Regions from separate parts of the Homo sapiens genome. Here region 1 is linked to region 2. A link is an interaction called in ENCODE POLR2A ChIA-PET data of the cell type or tissue named here. Cell type or tissue: GM12878. All regions are shown on one strand. Each heading gives the region's core, and the rest is flanking DNA. Links, peaks and the distances in the headings are about the cores only. Region 1 overlaps KLHL32 (kelch like family member 32). Region 2 has its middle 12 kb from the start of NDUFAF4.

What was found. ChIA-PET counts read pairs that join two places held together with the same protein. Peaks named below come from ENCODE experiments on the same cell type or tissue, not always from the same donor. Only the 100,000 strongest peaks of a DNase experiment are listed, where the experiment ranks them.
Region 1: POLR2A ChIA-PET joins it to region 2 with 5 read pairs; 3 of 35 experiments call an interaction of 5 or more read pairs at or near these places.

The regions. Positions count from the first base shown.
Region 1 is chr6:96,943,028-96,947,433 of GRCh38, reverse strand. The region is part of intron 1 of KLHL32 (kelch like family member 32); the gene reads right to left. Among named protein-coding and RNA genes, the nearest start is that of KLHL32, 21 kb to the right of the region's middle. In GM12878, for the core only: no CTCF peak of the experiment used is centred there; no DNase peak of the experiment used is centred there.
Region 2 is chr6:96,883,666-96,888,071 of GRCh38, reverse strand. No RefSeq gene overlaps it. Among named protein-coding and RNA genes, the nearest start is that of NDUFAF4, 12 kb to the left of the region's middle. RefSeq lists an enhancer at 2,720-2,819. In GM12878, for the core only: no CTCF peak of the experiment used is centred there; a DNase peak (open chromatin) is centred at 2,658; H3K4me3 peaks cover 251 bases.

The DNA of each region.
Region 1 (4,406 bases), core at 295-4,294, 59 kb before region 2:
ATGTTCCTAACATGTGGTTGTGTCTTATTTATGTTAAAATAAAAACTTTAGACAAATTAAATATAACAGTTTATTTGAGCAATGAACAATTCATGAATTGGGCATCACTTGGAACCAGAGGAGGTTCAGAGAACTCAGCTGTGCAGCGTGAGCTTCAGGCTTACACAGGTTGAATGCAGAAGCAAAACTAAGAAATTACTTGATTGGCTACAGTTAGGTGTTTGCCTTATTTGGATATGATTGGTGGAAAGTCCCCAGTTAGTGGTTAGTTGATGATTTCAGCTGGTTATGTTTGTTTCATTTTACTATTAACACTGGTTTCATTTACTTAGGTAGGAACCCAAGGTGCTGGAGCCGTCTCAGCCTAATGGCCTCCCAGATAAATTTCTTTTAACATTTACAAATGCTTTAAATCAAGAAAGTAATCAAGCTGCTTTTTTCACAATGACTACTAAGGAAGTTTAGAATTAAATATGTGCCCACTGTTAATAAGTATATAGAACCCAATATTTTTCTACAATTCACAGCTCATTTTATGGCCGTTCCCTTTGTTTTTCTTTTACCATCATTTCTCATTTGTTAACCCTTACACTTTTTTCCCCCTAAGTAACCAGAGTATAAAACAATCAGCCAATCCAGAGGAATAGTAAAGGGAAAGATGGGAATATAAGAGCTGTTATCTCATTAGGATCTACCTTAGGTCTAGTTGGAGCAGGATTGGCAAAAATGGCAAAAACATAAGATGAAAATTACAAATTCAGAAGTGGCCTGCCACTACCGTGCTTTCTCCCATACTTGTCCAATTATCAATATTATAAAATAATTATCCAGGCCCTTGTTCCTCACTACCTATTTCTCACAAAACAATTACAATAATTCCTAGCTCATAGCAGTGAAGTGACAGATTCTTGACTTAAGAATCAACAAGTAATTATTTAGTGGTCACCATATCCAGGCACTTCTAGGTTCTTGGGACATATCAGTGAACAGAACAGACAAAATGCCTGCCCTGTGGAGCTAACTGTCTACACAAGAAGACAGACAAACAATAAACATGGCAAATAAGTAAGTGATATGGTGTGCCACGAGATAATAAGTGCTTTAAAAAACTGAGCACCACAAATGGGATCCAGATGAAGGATTCACGTTAAAAAATTCTTTTACCAGAAACTGAAAATAGATATTATATATCTATTCTTAATGGTTAGATTGGTCTAAAAGGAGATATCACTTAAAACAAAATATTTAAAATATTTTTTTCCTAAATAAACTCATATTTTGAATATCTAAAAGCTTACTAATCCTGTTGATACTTCTTTGGTAAAGTGAATATTTTTCCATGAAACAAGATGAATCTCATCTTATCATTCATGTAAACCCTTATATCCCAGCCATTTAAGTAAAAGCTAAGACCCCAGAAAAAGTTAAAAACCATCCTTGTCTGGCCTTATACCCCACACCCATAACTGCAGAAACTTTAACTACACAATGAAGACCAGCTCCTCAGTTCCAGGGTTTGTCTCACTAACTCTCAAAACCATAATCACCCTGTCAGCCTCCACATTCTCATTATTCCACACTGTACAACAATGCCAGCCTCTGAATCTACTGATGTAGACACCAACGGGGCCCAGGTTCATGCCAAAAGCACTGAACATGGCTCTAAAGCCTGTGACTCCCCCGGGAAGCTACCACCCACTTCTCTGAAGAAGACACTGCCCAAGAATGCCATTTCCTACAATGACCAAAATTTTAAGTGCCAGTGCTGCCCAAGTCACCAATGTTGTGCACTCAGGATCCCATAGGGGTTTCAGTAAAACAATGCTTAAAATTTTTTTTCCTACCCTTTTTAAAGCACCCCTCTCTTTCTAGGACTTGGTCTTGAGTCTGAGTAGGCTTGGGTGAAGGGACAATTGAGTGGTAGGCACTGTGCTGCACTTGGAAATTAAACTTTTGCTCTGACGCTGGCCCACTGGGCTAGAACTAAGTGTGTGCACCTTTATTCTCTCCACAAGGTCTGTGATCTCTGAAAGGGCCTGCCCCACAGGCATGCCCCAGTCTTAGGGTACAGGCTGGGATTTCTGCTCTAAGGGAGTTGGATGTGGTTTTGCAACTCTTCAAAAGAAGCATGGTTTTGAGTTATGTGGCATCATGGTAAGCAACAGACAGTGTTAGCATTATCCCTGCCATGCACTATCCACAATTAGCATAAAGGGCTGGCACAGCCATGTGCTAGGATTAAATGATGATGTTTAAAAACAACAATAAATAAAAATTAAGTAATGGAAGCTGCATCCAACCTCTCAAGGAAATGCTTCCCAAATTAAAACAAAAATATTTTAAGTAGTTTATAACAAGAGACCTAGAAATTCAGCACAGCACATTGGAATTATCTCATAAATGGCAGAACTCATACACTTTAATCATCTATAAAAATAAAGAGTTGTCAACGTCATGTTATATTCTTAGAATTATAAATTTAAGAGTAAAGACGATCATTCTTCCAATAAAGAAAAGCTCTTGTAAGTCCATGAAAAGCTCTTTTCCTTCCTAAGACTGTTTATTCTTCGATGAAGAATAGATTCAGAAGATTCCACCAAAGAAGACAGTATTTCTTTTATTTTCCCAAGTACAGCAAGGCTATGGTGTACAGTTTACTGTCACTTCACAGATTTGGAAAGTGTTGTGAAGTCACCAACAAATCTCGTCTTCTAACCTCACAACTTATTACTCATGCAACTTGAACAAGTAATATAGCCTTTCTGAGCCAACATTTATTTCTCCATTAAGACAGAGGTAAACCTACATCCCCCACAATACTTTTAAGACTAAATGACATGATGAGTTGGCAAGTACTTCCTGAACTATGAAGTACAATATGAATATATAGCATCATCAAACTCATAAAACCCATATGGCAGATGGGGCCATTGTAGTAGAATATTAAGTTATTAAGTTATGTTAATGACTTGAGAAATCTAATAAAACTAATTTGTTCCCCACAAACAGCATTCCTTAGAACCATATTATGTAGGTCTATTGTAAAGAAACTTAAAAACAACTGTTTAAACTAGAGGAAGTCCATCATCCTTGCATAGCATTTTAAGCCAGAATATCTGAATAAAACAAGAACAAATATTTTATTCTTGCCTAGGCTCTTTTAGATAGTGCCTTTTATTCTGATACCTTGAATTCATGCATGCCTCATAGGTAACATTTTAAATTATTTAAACACCAGTTAATATTACTGGTGTCAGCATGATCAGTAATTACCGTCTTAATAATCACAGGCATCTAATTCCAGTTGCTCCCATCTTTGATATAACGATGAGCAACAGCCTGGAGGACAAGAACTGACAGGGAACGAATACAGCTGGGGGTCAAATTAATGCTGGTGGTGAACTAGCTTTCAGTGAGAGGCACATGCTGAAAAATGAGACCACAGGTTGAGAAGGAATTAATGTCCTGAGAGTTTTGTACAAAATAAAATATTTTCTGAACATGAGAACAGCTTTTGAATCTAGATCTGAAGAAGCTGGCTAAATAAATCATACCTCCAACAACCTTCTTTTCAGTAATTATAAAAAGAATGCATCTGCACACTCGTTCCCCTGCCAGATATGACTTTTCCCTTCCCCAGATGGCTGGGGCAAGTGTCTGTGCATATGGCAAAAGAAAAAAGCAGGAAGCTCGAAGTGTTTAACTGGAAAAGGAAGCAGTGAAGGCTTATGAAATGTGTTTGTGCGAGGCACTACAGGGGCCGCAAAGCCAAAGAAGAGCAACCAGTAAAGACAAGACCTCGGAGACCTGGGTCCTGGTCCCGGCTCTGCTACTAAGGGTTTCACTGGCCAAGCCAGTTTGTTTCCCTGGGCTTCTGCTTTCTCATACAAAATGTGGAGGAATCCAATTAAATCAGTTTGTGGGATTTACAGCTGATGTGAAGTTATCCAACATTGGGGGTCAGCAGTAATAAGTAAAACAGGTGTCAGCCTGTGTGTGGGTGAGAAATCTCCTTGGTAGAACAGTATAAGGTTTTTTTTTTTTTTTTACTTCTTCTTGGAAATAGAAGTAAATATCATATTACCGCACAGGTCTTGTGTGAATGACACCAAGAGACCAACCCTTTAAGAGCTGGTTCTAGAGGAATATGAACTCTGCATTTACCATAAGCCAAATCCATTTTGAGGAAAAGAATAATGGCCCTATCACAGTCCTTTACCCCAGGATAGGTGGTTAGAATGTATGTGTGTATGTATAGGCATGTGTGTGTATGTATGTGTATATATGTGTGTGCATATGTGTCTATATGCTGGTATGTGTATATGTGTATATGTATGTGCATATATGTGTGTGTATGTACAGAGTGTGTGTGTGTGTGTGTGTGTGTGTGTGTGTGTAGAGGGAGC
Region 2 (4,406 bases), core at 194-4,193:
AGTGGGGCCCTGAGCATTTAGTATGAGGAGGCATCTAATACCCATACTTGGAGGGATTGAACTGAAGGGCTCAAAGCACCCTGAATTGGGGCTGTGCTTAAAGATAGCCTGTTGGCTACAAGTTGAAAATATACAAGAAAAGAACAAGTATAAAGGATTAAAATGGTTTTATGCACCTCAAATAGCCATCACTCATTGTTTGATAACTATTTTGTCTCAACAAAGACCAATCTATGAAACAGTCTGAGAGAAGGAATGTATTTTTTTGTTTTTTTGTTTTTTGTTTTTTAGTGTGGATGCTCCATTTCTTCTGCTTCAGGAGTAATAGGACTGTATTACTTATTAGAAGGAATGGTGAAAATCAGAAGCACTTATTAGGTATAAATCCCTATGTAAAAATCCCTATGTATTAGGTATAAATCCTTATGCTTTAAATTCAGAGCATTTGGGTCACGAATTCCAGGTACTCCCATACTTTTTTTTTTTTTTTTTTTGCCACTGTCAGTGCCCCAACAATAAAACTAAATCTTGGGAGCACTTGTGAATAGAATTGTAGAAGAGGGGCTCACTAGTTAGAAGAGTAGAATCCTGAGCAGAGCTGGAGTTCTGTATTTTTCAGTGTATTGATATTGTAAAATATATAGTAGGTAACATCAAAATTCCTTCCTTCTCTGCTTCCTGTGAGGAAAAAGGTAACAAGGAAGTCATTGTAAAGATGAATAATTTGGGAATACGAATTTAGTTAAAATGGGATAAGCCAGTACCTGGGAATTGAGAAGTAATCCCTGAGATGAAATGGATGACAGTAGAGTTGATGAGCAGGGAAATTCCTCAGTTACATGAGAGATAATAACCTTTGGAAAGGTTATCTAATTCTTAAACAGAAAAGTTACCTGACTGACAATCAACTCTGCTTATGGTTGAAATGCAAGCAAAGTAATAATTTATATATAGGATTATTGACATCCACATATGGAAATAGAAGGGGCCACTGAGGAAAAATAGATCAATTTCTAAAATAAGCCTTGGACCTTTTTTATTTCCAGAAGAATAAATATTGATTAATATGTATTTGGTAGTAAAAATTCCATTTAGAGCTAATGATATTTGAGCAATTTTGCCATGTGTGTCTGCTTTATAGCATTTTGTATGGGGAATATCATAGCCAAAGTTTTCTCTGAATGTCTTCCTGCATTTCAGGGTAAGCATAACACAAATCACCTAATACTTTAACTGAACTATATAATAATTACTACATGTATTTTAGAATTAGTTTTAATTTCCTTTCATTTTTCAATGATCCTGTTACACAACCAGGCGATTTGTATGTTTATGTGTAACATACCAGTATGTTATTGTGTAATATTTAAATTTTACTTTTTTACTTTTAATTGTTTTCAGTATATGGCATTATGATTTGCCATGTCTTTATATGGTTTGGCAAGTATAGAAACAGATGCTGTTTTTTAATTGCCCATGTAAGAAACAATACAAATGAGCTCCTATTTATTATTCACATTATTTTTAGGTGTAGGGAAATACTTGCATAGAGTCATAGAGTATTCAACTCTGATTGACTTTGCTTATTGCTCCTTAGGCCATTATCCATTCATTATTCAATCATTTCTATATTAGTCCTTCCTCTTCTGGTGCTGGCTCAGAACTGATGCTATGGCTTCAGATAAGGAGCATAGAAATGGGGAAAAGCCATTTAAAATGCGTCTTGTAGAAAGAAAGGGGGATAGAGAGAGAGATTGATTTATTACATTTTGCTTTACAAATATCTCAGAAATCCTGCAACACCACCAAAGAAAAAGAGTACCTTGTCTCTTCTTAAATTGTTCTTTTGTTGCATCTTTTTCTTTCATCACCAACCCTGATATTTCTGGAGGAATAATAAAAGGTAAGACAATATTTTTTAAAGACCCAATTTAAGAGATTGTAAAGCCTCGAAACAACATTCTTAATAAAGCCTTTAAATATTTAGGTTACCACATTCTATTTTTTTCAGAGACCCATTTCTAGGTAGGTCAAATGTGCAATCTACTTCTGAATATAGATTTAAGATTAATAGCATTTTTTAAAACTTTCTCTGCTTGCACAAGTTATTAAGCAAAAAGAAGGCAAACATTTCAACTTTGCTTAATAGCTGTTTAAAAGATAAGTGGCTTTTCAAATTCTTTTCTCAAATCAATAATATTACCAGTTGTTCATTCATCACAAATATTTATTGATATGCCCATTATGTGCCAGGCACTTATCTAGAGGCTGGGGATACTGCATGGAAGATAACAAAGTTCCAAGTCTCATGGAGCTTAAGTTTTATACTGTTAGCTGCTATTCAGTTATCTATTTCTCCATAACAAACCATCTCAAAACCTAGCAGCTTAAAACAATTCATTATTATCTCTCATGATTCTGCAGATTGAAGAACCATTGAAGCTCAGCTAGATGGTTTTCCCTTGGGATCTCTCATGTAGTTGCAGCTGGGGCTGTTGTCGTCTGAAGGCTCACCTGGGCGGGACATTCAAGATAGCCTACTCTTATGGCAGCATTTGATAATGTTTGTTGGCTGAGAGTTCAGCTAAGGCTATAGACTGGAGCATCTATAGGCAGCCTGTTCATGTGGCATGGGCTTCTTATAGCATAGTGATTGGCTGGGTTCAAAAACAAACATTACAGAACAAAGAAAGTGAAACTGTCAGGTCAGCTGCTGCTGCTGCTGCTTTTTTTTTTTTTTTTCCTTTGAGATGGAGTTTCGCTCTTGTTGCCCAGGCTGGAGTGCAATGATGCAATCTCGGCTCACTGCAACCTCTGCCTTCCAGGTTCAAGTGATTCTCCTGTCTCAGCCTCCCAAGTAGCTGGGATTACAGGTGCCGGCCACCACACCTGGCTAATTTTTCATATTTTTAGTAAAGACAGGGTTTCACCAGGTTGGCCAGGCTGGTCTCAAACTCCTGACCTCAGGTGATCCACCTACCTCGGCCTCCCAAAGTGCTGGGATTATAGGCATGAGCCACTGTGCCTGGCCTGTCAGCTTCTTTAGGCCTGGGCTTAGACACTGGCAAAGCATCACTTCTTTATTCTATTTGTCAGAGTAGTCACAAAGTCTGCCTTGATTCAAGTGTAGGGAACATAAACCGCAGTATGGGAAAAGTGTCAAAGAACTTGTGGCCATCTTTGCCCTTTGCAGTGCATCGTATCAGGAAATACATGATGTCAATTTGTCTCATTTTGATGATGTTAACTTTGATAGCTTGGCTAAGGTGGTATCTGTCAGATTTTCACTATAAAATTACTATTTTTTGTGGTTAATAAGTTATTGCTTAGGAAAGGGCATGAGAAGCTCTGGAAGTGTTCTCAATCTTGATCTTGGTAGCCATTGCGTTAGTATATGCAAATGTACAAATACATCAAGCTGTACATTTCAGAATAAAGCATTTTACATACATTAGTATATTGTGTTTAATACTTTAATAAAAAAGAAAAAAATTAAAAAATTAAATTCACCATTTTTACCTTCATATCTTGCCCTATTGTGCATCCTTTGGTTGTTTGGACAGTGATCCCACTAATCTCCCAATTACAAAGACTGCAAAACTCAGACACAATGACTGTTCTGTAATTCGCCCCTGCCACCAGCTTCCTGCTTCAGTAATGACTCTCTATAATTCAGTTTTCAACTAGCACTCAGGCTAATTTTTCCAAAAACACAAATATGAAAATGCTGCTCCTTTGTGATAAATTCATTCTATCATCTTAGGATAAAATCCAAGTTCCTTAAGTTGTAAGGAACTCCGTGCCTACTTAATCTCTCCAAACTCATCTCTCACGACTTTCTCAGTGTGAACTCCAGCTTTCCTAAGTTTCCTACCGAGATATGTATTTACCTATGACCTAAAATGCAGAATAATACTTCAGAGATTTATTGAATGGCAGTTTAGTTCAATTCTAGCTAGTGAATATTACTGAGTGTTAATTTGGTGCAAGGCTCTGAGCTATGTAAGAGTTATGATAAAGAATAAAAATAGTCCCTCGCTTGCTAGTTGGGACAAGAGAAGTGTGCAGATTACCCCATTACAGGGCAAAATTTAGTAAGTGCTGTAAGTATAAACACAATGCAATGGGGAATCAAAGGTGTGAGAGATGAAACCCCTGTTGAGCATGACTTATTTGCCTGAATTAATGGTACTGTCCCAAGAAAAATGAATGGAGCTGCAGCTGCCATTTAAGGGGAAAAAGAATACAAAAGTAATTACTTCACCAAAGAATTCAGGTTCCCAGCAATCCTAGTCCCTTTGTGTGGCTGGTGTATTTGGTGACTATGCATGTGGAAGGTCTTCCACTCCCTGTGAATACACTCCAGTTCTTGAGAGGCTATTTAAGTATTCATCCTTTGTGTGGTT